Regions from separate parts of the Mus musculus genome. Here region 1 is linked to region 2. A link is a contact called in ENCODE Hi-C or POLR2A ChIA-PET data. All regions are on one chromosome and are shown on one strand. Each heading gives the region's core, a stretch centred on a gene start or an enhancer-like site at or near the end of the contact. The rest is flanking DNA. Distances are from core to core; before and after follow the strand shown.

The links. A loop is a pair of places that touch in the nucleus more often than their neighbours do. ChIA-PET counts read pairs that join two places held with the same protein, here RNA polymerase II (POLR2A).
Region 1: a loop to region 2 is called in a map of left cerebral cortex, with 2.4 times the contacts of the local background. The contact joins the enhancer-like site here to the promoter of Tmem184b in region 2. A Hi-C loop is called at or near these places in 21 of 37 maps with a recorded cell type or tissue (Patski, T-helper 17 cell, adrenal gland and 5 more). POLR2A ChIA-PET finds 5 or more read pairs at or near these places in 3 of 5 experiments (Patski and embryonic stem cell).

The regions. Positions count from the first base shown.
Region 1 is chr15:79,468,009-79,472,656 of GRCm38, forward strand. No RefSeq gene overlaps it. Among named protein-coding and RNA genes, the nearest start is that of Gm41359, 4.5 kb to the left of the region's middle. Within about 2 kb of position 2,720, at least 1 of the 3 ENCODE cell types and tissues checked has a DNase peak (open chromatin) inside an H3K27ac peak, as active enhancers do; it is heart, where a contact is called at or near this core.
Region 2 is chr15:79,399,937-79,405,238 of GRCm38, forward strand. It overlaps Tmem184b (transmembrane protein 184b), which reads right to left and starts at 3,367. Exons shown (of 9, transcript NM_172608.1): 1 at 3,249-3,367.

The sequences.
Region 1 (4,648 bases), core at 1,470-3,969, 67 kb after region 2:
CTCAGGAAAACAGACCCTGCAGCACATCTGGGCAACACAGTAGAGCTGGCTCTGATGGAGTAGCCACAGGAGAGCCAGCCCTGACATGACAGTGGGAGAGCTGGCTTTGCCTCTTGCTGGCTCTGGCATTGGGTGAGCTGGCCAGGGCAGAGCTGGAGAGCTCACCCTGATGGTGTGGGTTCTGGAGGCTGAGCAGCTCAGATACCTCACAGGCCCAGATCCAGGGCTTTGAGTTGGCCCACCCCAACGTCTACCCCAGCTATGCACTGCTGGAGTGATAAAGGGCTAGCCCTACAGATCCAAAACTACAGGATCTTCATGACACAGGATATCCGAGAGGAGTCCCAATGAGATTCCTGAATTGATAGAGTAGCAGAAGCCAGAGGCCTCAAACCACATCAAGGAGCCATTGCAATGAACATTTGCAAGCAAGGAAGGGTGGACAAAAGGGTAGACTGTGGGACACACTACAGGTTCTTCAATGAGTTTTTTTTTTCTTTTTTGGGGGGGTGGGTTGCAAGTATGAAGGGGCAGGGAGATGGGTGGAATTGGGGTACATGATGTGAAATTCACAAAGAATCAATAAAAAGTTGTTGTTTTTGGTTGTTTGGGAGGGGTATCTAAGTTTGTCTGTGCTATACTGGAACTTTTTGCATGCTAGCCAATGTTGAGCCACATTCCCAATCCTTGGGTTGGAATAATTAGAATTTTTATGGTGGAGTTTTAAATAATTAACTAATTACTTAATTTCCTTTTTTTTTTTTTTTGAGATAGGATCTCTCTGTATATAGCCCTGGATATCCCAGAGCTTACCATGTGTGATGGTTTGTATATCCTTGGACCAGGGAGTGGCACCATCTGAAGGTGTGGCCTTGTTGGAATAGGTGTGACCTGGTTGGAATGGGTGTGTCACTGTGGGTGTGGGTATAAGATCCTCACCCTAATTGCCTGAAAGTCAGTCTTCCACTAGCAGCCTTTGGATGAAGACATAGAACTCTCAGCTCCTCCTGTGCCATGCCTGCCTGGATGCTGCCATGCTCCCACCTTGATGATAATGGACTGAACCTCTGAACCTGTAAGCCAGCCCCAATTAAATGTTGTCCTTTATAAGACTTGCCTTGGTCATAGTGTCTGTTCACAGCAGTAAAACCCTAACTAAGACACCATGTAAACCAGGCTGGCCTTGAACTCACAGAGATCTGCCTGCCTCTGCCTCTCCCTCTTCCTCTGCCCCCTGACTCCTGAGATTGAAGACACACACCATTACATCTGGCAGTAGGCTTTTATTTTTTAAAAGATATTTTATTTATGTTATTTATGTCTGTGTGTATGCATGCGTTATGCACACATGTGTGCAGGTACCCACAAGGCCAGAAGATGGCACCAGGCATCCTGGAGCTGCAGTGACTGGCAGTTGTGAACTGCCTGACATGGGCACTTGGAACCAAACTCTACTCTTGTTCTGTGCAAGAACAGTAAGTCCAGCCACCTCTCCAGCCTCCTCCCCACGCCCTGCTTCTAGAGACAGGATTTCATGTGTTGAAGGCTGATCACAACCTTTTATATAGTAGAGAATGACCTTGAACCTTGGTGCCTCCAGGTACCCCTTCTAAGCATAGCAACTGTAAGTATGCACTGCTTCATCTGGCTTCTGGTGTGCTGGACAAACACTCTATAAACCAAGCTGTAGTCTTGCCCTGGTTCAGGAAAATTAGACTTTTATTGAAAGAGTTATTTGTTTTTAATCGTATATATGTGCACGTGAAAGCAAATACTCTCGGAGGCCACAAGAGGGCGTCGGATTGGAGTTATGGGTGGTTATGAGAGACCTGAAGGGGTCTTGGGAACAGAGCTGTCCCCAGCATAAGCACTTCTTCTTCTTCTCCTTCTCCTTCTCCTTCTCCTTCTCCTTCTCCTTCTCCTTCTCCTTCTCCTTCTCCTTCTCCTTCTCCTTCTCCTTCTCCTTCTCCTTCTCCTTCTCCTTCTCCTTCTCCTCCTCCTCCTCCTTCTCCTCCTCCTCCTCCTCCTCCTCCTCCTCCTCCTCCTCCGAGATTTATTTATTTTTATTTATATGAGTACACTGTAGTTGTCTTCAGGCACACCAGAAGAGGGCATCAGATTCCATTACAGATGGTTGTGAGCCACCATATGGTTGCTGGGATTTGAACTCAGAACCTCTGGAAGAGCAGCAGTCAGTGCTCTTAACTGCTGAGCCATCACTCCAGGCCCCAGATTAGACTCTTTAAAGCATGGGAATCCCCGACTCAGTGGCATATGGTCAGGAAACTTCCCTCTCTCTTTCCATTTTGACTGGAGCCAAACTCACCACCCCACCCTACCCCCATGGCCGCTGCCCGAAGCCAAGGCTTGTTTCTCTTGAAGAAGGAAATGAGCATTGACTGACGGCAGAGTCTACTCTGCAGTAGTGGACTGCAGATCTTGCCCCGCAGCAGAACTGACCCGGGAGATAGGGATACTATCCATCTTATTAATTCTGCTTCTTTTGCTGCGATAAAACACCATGACTGAGACCAAAGACACCTTAGAGAAGGAAGGGTGTATCTGGGCCCAGGAGTCCAGCAGGAGAAAAGACCATCACCGTCACCTGTGGGACCTCAGCAGCAGGCAGGCATCATGGCTGGAGCAGAAAGCTAGGCGCTCACATCTTGAACAAGCAGAGAGCAAACTAGGCACTGTAGCGGGTCTTTTAAACTCTCAAAGTCAGGAAGTGATGTAGGACGTCCTCTGACATGGCCACGCCTCCTAAGCCTCCCCTAACAGCAGCACCGACTGGAAACTAAGTATCAAATGCTGGAGACCACAAGAGACATCTCATTCAAACCTCCACACTCCCGGAGGTGGAGTGAGAGCCTAGCCCAGCCGAACCGAACCGAACCGAACCGAGCTGAGCCGAGCCGAGCCCAGCCGAGCCCAGCCGAGCCGAGCTGGGGCACCTGGGCTGCAGGGCTATAACCATCAGCAGGCATTACCTATGCAAGTATTCACTTGGCTCCCTCTCCACCTGGACTCCCCGGGAACAGGACCCCTAGCTTTCTTGCCCAAGAAAAGTGTGCCAGTCCGCAAGCCCCTGAGAAATTCTGAATGAATGGTCAAAGACACAAATGAGTAACAGTTTGGCTTCAGAGTGACACAGAGGCTTCGCTCTAACACTCCTGAGAAGCTGTGGGTTTCGGGGACCAGAGGCTGGATTCCGTGGGAGCCTGCAGAGCGGCTTCCAGAAGGACACACCTTCTGGAACTGGGACTGGTTGTTGCCTCTGAGGCCCGGGGGCGGAGAATGCAGAGGAGGAAGGCTTGCTTTTCTGTTTGAATGTTTATATTATATATTGTAATGTGCGTAGATCCTAATGTGTTATAATTATAATGCATTTCCATGTGCATGTTTAATAAATGGATGCGGAAATAAACACTCACCTGGCGAGCTCCCTTAAACACGGGCTGCAGCCCCAGCAGGTCTGGGGGTGGCAGGCAACCAGGATTGGGCTCTCCAGGTGATGCTTGTCACAGGTGGCTCTGGACTACACTTGAGGAACAAAATCACCAGCTGGGTCCTCTTCCTACCGGCCATTCAGCCAGGCTCATTTGCATGATTTTTGCATATATTTGCATGACTTCCCTAGTTCCAAATAAAGCCTGTATTATCCTTTATCCATACTTCTGCCACCCTAAGGAACACTTCCCTCTTCTCTCCTCCCCAAGACCTGGCTGCTCTGGACAAACTCCCCTCACCCTAAAGATCCCAGTGCAATGTCATCTGCATTCTACATCCTCCTGGCTCCCTAAGGCCCAGCACAGATATCACCTTCTCTGAAGCCTCTCCTGCCCCCAGCCAAGTGTCTTTAGCCCTCCTTTGAACTGCCTGAACGCTCCTCCCACCTTGCTGCGTTTGCTCACGTCATCCACCTTGGCTGGTAGGGACCGATGAGGCCAGGGCACATTAGCTTCATTCTGGAGGATCCGAAAGCAGGCTTGTGATGGTCACTTTAGCCATCTCCAGAAACTGGGTTCTGACGGCACCCCTCATTCTGTTCGTCTTTTTTCTAGAATCAACTTATTTCCCTTTGGGGTGCTCACGTGTGTCACAGGTCAGAAGACAATCTTTGGGGTTCAGTTCTTTCCTTCCACCATACAATCTGCTTGGAATCAAACTCACATTGTCAGACATGGCACCAGATGTTTTTTACCTGCTGAGCCATCTTGTTTTAATTATGATTTTTTTATTGATTTATGCATGCGGTATATGGTGTGTGTGTGTGTGTGTGTTTGTGTGTGTCTTTGCATGTGTGTGTGAATATGTGTGTGTGTGTGCATGAGTGTTTGCACGTGTACATGTGTGCCTGTTTGTGTGTGTGTGAGCGAGTGCGTGTGTGTACATGTGCACATGCACACATGCACACACACACACACACACACACACACACACACACACACACACACACATATATGAAGACCAACACCAGCTATTTTCCCTCAACTGCCTTCTTGCTTTAGTTTTGATGTTTTTGTTGAGACAGGGTCTCTCAGTCTGAGCTTCGGACACTGTTTCTGCTTCATCCCAGCTTTGGGGTTACGGACTTGCCAACGTCTTTATATGTGTTGTAGGATCTGAACTCAGGTCCTTTGCTTGC
Region 2 (5,302 bases), core at 2,117-4,616:
CTGACATTCCACCCTGGCGTGGTAGCACCATATAAACTGGGCACTTTACCTATATAATCCTAGGCATTGGGAGGTAAAGGCAGGAGGGTCAGAAGTTCAAGGTCACCCTCAGCCACATAGTGGATTCAAGTTCTGCCGGGAATACATGAGACCTTGTCTCCAATTAAAAAACAAACAAACAAACAAAAACAGAACAAAGAAGTTTCAGTTCAGTGGGGCCAAATGACAGAGAGCAGAAGAGACCAGCAGGAAAGCAGGGCCTGGGGCACAGTAACCTTCAGCCCCGAATATGCAAAAGAAAAACAGAGCAGAGACTAAAGAGACACCAGGGACCAAAGGGGCAGCAAACAGGAAGGAGGCAGGTCATCTTGGAGTTACATGCCAGAATGAAGGAAGCAAGATGCAGGGTGATGATACAGCCTCACAACACAGGGTGTGTGTGTCACTTCCTCTCAAACATTCAAAGGCTTTCTGTTGACCACACCGGGATCACACCAAAACCCTCCGAGAGGGAGACATGACAGGCCTCCACATCTGCTTGGGGCCCCTGCTACCCTCCTCTCCTCCTCCATGCTCCATCTCTAACTCCAGGACCAGGAAGGCACTGAGCATACCGAAGGTCAGAGTGGAAAAGCCTGGAGATTGAACCAACTGACCTGTGATGGGGAAGGTGGCAGCCCCACCTCACCGGATAGTGGAGGATAGGATGGGAACTCATGAAAGCACTTTGAACTGTGCCTGACACATGGTAAGTGCTCAAGAAACTTACCAGGGGAGCTGTTTTTCCTACTGTCCTCTGGGCCCCTTCAGAGCCCTCTCTCCCTACCCCAAGTAGAACACTGTCTCAAATGTATTAGTCACGTGCTGGGCTACCTCAGCCAACCACAGCCTTTCACAGGGGACAACCCAGGTCTCTGGCCTCTCTTCCCTGATGGCCAGCAAATTCATGGCACACAGGAGGTATTCAGCAAGCACCTGCTGCCCCCAAAAAGACCTCAGCCAAGGTCCTGGGGCAGACCCCACATTGAGCTCTGAGGGCCTAGCTCCAGGCTTCCCAACACTCACATCAAATCCCCAGTCTCATTCGCTGCTGCTACTTACTTTCAAAACAAGAAAGGCCTGGGCCCTGCCTTGCCTAGCAGCTTCTACTCCAGGGAGCACATGGAGAGAAATGAGCACAGCGGGACTGGAAATAGCACCGAGCCCCTCTTGGGGAGAGGCCTGGGCAGGCCAGCTGGCAAACAGAAGCAAAGCCTCAAAGGCAGGGAGTCCTGGAGGGCCGAGGACACGGCTCAGCAGCACACTGCCTGCCCAGAGTGCCTGAGGTCCCGATCCAGTGCACAGGACCAAAAGAGGGGAAAAAATGGGAGAGAGCAGCCAGCCGACAGGCCTGGTCCACAGAACTAGGACAAGCTGCCCACTGATCCCCTCCCACCCGGAAGCTCTTCTCTCCTCCCTAGTCCAACCCCACCACCCTGGGAGCAATCTACAAGGCATCCCCCAGGATTACACAAGGACGCCCAGGTCACCTATGGCTCTTAGGGGAGTATTTAGAGCCCCACCACCCACACTGGCCAGTGGGGTCGCTATCTATGTCCACCTCCGCAGCAGACTGGGAGCCTCTAGAAGAAGGTATTAGATCCTGTTCCTCTGTGTTCTACTCCAGGGACATCAGGGAGAGCAGTGAGCCAGCAGGGCCGGGAGACAGCCCTCAGCCGGGCGCATAGTAGATGCTCAGTAAGTTACAAGGCAACTTGGGCAAGACCCAGGGATGAAGGATGCTACCAGAGCCTACTAGTCCCACACTGACAAGGGAGTCACTTAATCCCCATCCCGTCCCACCCCACCCGCCTTGACCTGCTGCCTCAGTTTCCTAACCCACATCTATGCCCGATACATTATTGGCACAGCTGCCCTGAGAACAAACTGGGAAAATACACATGGAAAGCAAGAAGTCTCTGAGGAATGTTAGTCACCCAGCTTTGGCTCGACTGTCCCTTTGTACTGAAGCCTTTTTTTTTCTTTTTCCTTTTTTTTTTTTTTTTTTTTTTTTTTTGCTGGCTTGTCCATCCCCCCCACCCCCCACCCCCCAGCACTGAATCCACCTCCATACTCCTCAGTCTTTTGTCTTCTGTTTCTGGAATCCCTGTGATTCTTTCCAATTCTGATTCTGCCCCAAGCACCTGAGAGCTCTTCGATGCCTCGATCCTCACATCTGTGTGCGGGGTGAGCACCAGTCTAGCTTCTGGGGCTCCCACACCCAAGGGTTCCAACTCCGGCCCTGCACAGAACTCTCAAGATACTCAGATGTGCCGAGCCCAAGGGCCCACCAAACTTGTTGACACGAAGAGGGATGCTGCAAACAGCCTGTCAAAAAAGCCAGACCGTGGAGACCTGCACCTCCCCCTGCTGCTGATGCTGGTGGGGTGTGTGTGTGTGTGTGTGTGTGTGTGTGTGTTGGCTGAGTCTGCAGCACTTGCCTCCAGGGCACAGATTGCTACTTCTCTCCTTACATAAAGCACCTGGCAGCCAGATGAATAATACATAGACCTTCACCTCACACCCAGGTATCAGGCAGGCAGACACCTGCTTTGCCCCACCAAGGCCTCCAAGGAGGGAGGGATGAGATGTCCCGCCTCATACAGTCCTCCAAGAAAGGATACAAACTAAAAATCCGAGCCCGTTCCCCAGACTCCCTAGCTTTGCCACTGCCTGGAGCTCCTTAGCCCCAAGCTAAGCATCCAAGCAAGGTGTCCAAGGGCGTGCCCAGGCAAACAGGCACCACACACCCAAACCAATCTCTAGGGTTCCTTTGAACACCCAGCATCCTGGGAGCCCCAGATCCCTATCCCCCTTCAAATCTACTGACCTGTGTGCAAAGCGCGCGCACACCCCCATTTACGCATGTACCGTCTCAAGGGCCGACCACCGGGCCAGGTCAAAGCCACTGCACTGAGGACCGACGTCTCCCCGCCCCGTTCGGTCGTGCCAGGCTGCAGCACACCCACCGCGGTGCGCACAGTCCCATCGGTAAGAGGCTGGGCCCCGCGCCGCCCACCCCGACTCCCCCACGAGCAGGTCCGGTTACACTCAGGGCCCCGCCACGCTGGCGAAGCGGGCACACCCACGGGCCGCTTGGGGGCCTCCGAGTCCCTGCCTCCCCGCGGGAAGTCCCCAGAGTGGAGTTCTCCCCAAGGTGCAGCCCCCGCCCGGTCCCCGTTCATCCCGTGCATCCGCCGCCCGGGTACCTCAGGAGCCCATGGCGCTGGAGACTGCAGGCGGAGCAGGCGGCGCCGCAGCCCGGTATCTCGGCCGCCGCTGGCGCGTCCCGAGCCCCGCCGGGTACCGCCGCGCCGCGCCTGCGCACTAGGAACGCCGCTGGCGGGGGCGGGGCCGGAGCGCGCCGCTGAGGTCACTCGCCGAGCCTTAAAGGGGCCGCGCGCTGCGAAGCACCACGCGCAATCTCGGGTCAGGAGAATGGTGAGGTCCTCTTGCAACTCGCAAACGCACCGCGAGAGACCCAGGGCCCAGGTTTCCTAGTCCAGTCCCACCCACCACAGTCCTGGGATGCACAGTCTGACCCGCGGGATACAGACTGTCCCGGACACTCGCGAGCTAGCTTGAGTTTCAATTCTCTGAAAGCCTTGTATATGCCAACGCTGAAGGTGAAACGAAATCTAGTTGACGTTTGAGACAGGGAGGGTGAGTGTGAGACTGTGGAACGGACTTCCACGGAACGTTTTGTATAGTTATGCAAAATGAAACTGCTCTAGTGGAGCTGCCCCACCTCATTCCTAGCAGCCTAACGAACCGATTCTAGAGGAGTCATTCCAGCCCCTACCCCACTTTGATTTGTGAGGTCCTCGTCTTACCCAGATGACTGAAATGTGTAATATGCAACCAAGTTTATTTTTATCTCCAGCTCCAAATGTCTACCGACGCCTCTTACTTAGCGGGCTCAGCTGCTTTCCCCTCCACACACATTTCTTCTTCACAGCATTCCCCAATCCCTGCTTCCAGTCTTCAAGCCAGAAAGTCTAGTATTATCCTTGAGTGCTGCCCTCCCTCTCCCCCTCGTCCCATCAGCTTGGGCAAGACATCCTGTATCCCTAGACTCTGACCTCCACACTACTGAACTGCTGTCATGTCCAGGCTCTGCCCAGGTACTGTGAGCATCTACTTAGCCCGATTTTCCAACCTTGTCCTCGGCGGGTCTGTGCCAATGTGAGAATCAGGGATTCCTTTAAAAATCCAAATCGTTGGAGGAATGCTTGCTTACCATTCACCAGACCCTCAATATAATTCTTTGCACCAAAGTAAACAAACAAACGAACCCACCCAAGATGAACTATATGGCACTTTGCTCAAAACCCTTAATTAGTTCCTCATGCCATTCCAAATGAAGCCAACATCTGCAGATCTCTGCACAGCCTTGATCCAGCATCACCCTCCGCAGGCATGCCTGGCCTCATCTCCTTTTCCTGAACACTGACCTCTTGCTTTCCCTACAACCAAGTACAAGCATTCAGCTTCCATGCCTTTGCACCTGCTGTCCCCTCTGCTGGGGCTACAGTTTCCCCAGACATGTCTTCAAAGTCTTGCTTGGCTGGCTTTACTAGGGAAGCTGAAGCAGGATTGTTCTGAGACAAATACCTCCTTCCCAGAGTAAGATTGCTGAGCCCCTCACCTGCAGTCCATAGTCAACATCTCACTGTGCCCTGTTCTCCTAATAAAAGTTCATTTCTAACACGTATCGATTGTTTTCCTATCTTATTATCCATCTTCCTAGTGAACAGACTGTTGCATTAACTTTGGGGAGATACGTGCCCCAAATAGGAAGGCACCCAAACAAACCAAAGATTCTACACATCTCCCTCCATGAACCTGTGAGTTTATTGGTCATACTATGGCAATGTGGGTGAGGGGTGGGGTTACTGGCATCTGTAATATGTAATTCCCCTCCCCTCACCCCTGTCCCCAAATGACCTTTGGGAGTTAAGAATTCTTGGGAGGTAGAAAATTCTAGAAGCAAGCCACTCCCATAAAGCTGGGGGGGGGGGGGGCTCATTACCCATGCTGGACTGGGACTTATTTCTTTCTTCTTTTTTGTTTGTTTGTTTGTCTGTTTTTAATCACCCTTAAGAAGCAACCGTTCACTCTTGCTCCTATAAGCAGCTGACAGACTCGTTGACTGTTCTTTAACCAAGCTAGATGGAGCAGAATCATTCCTTTATTCTGTGGTCAGTCCCTTCCCTGGGATGAGGAGACATTTGTTCATGTCTCCCCAGGAAAAGTGCATGCA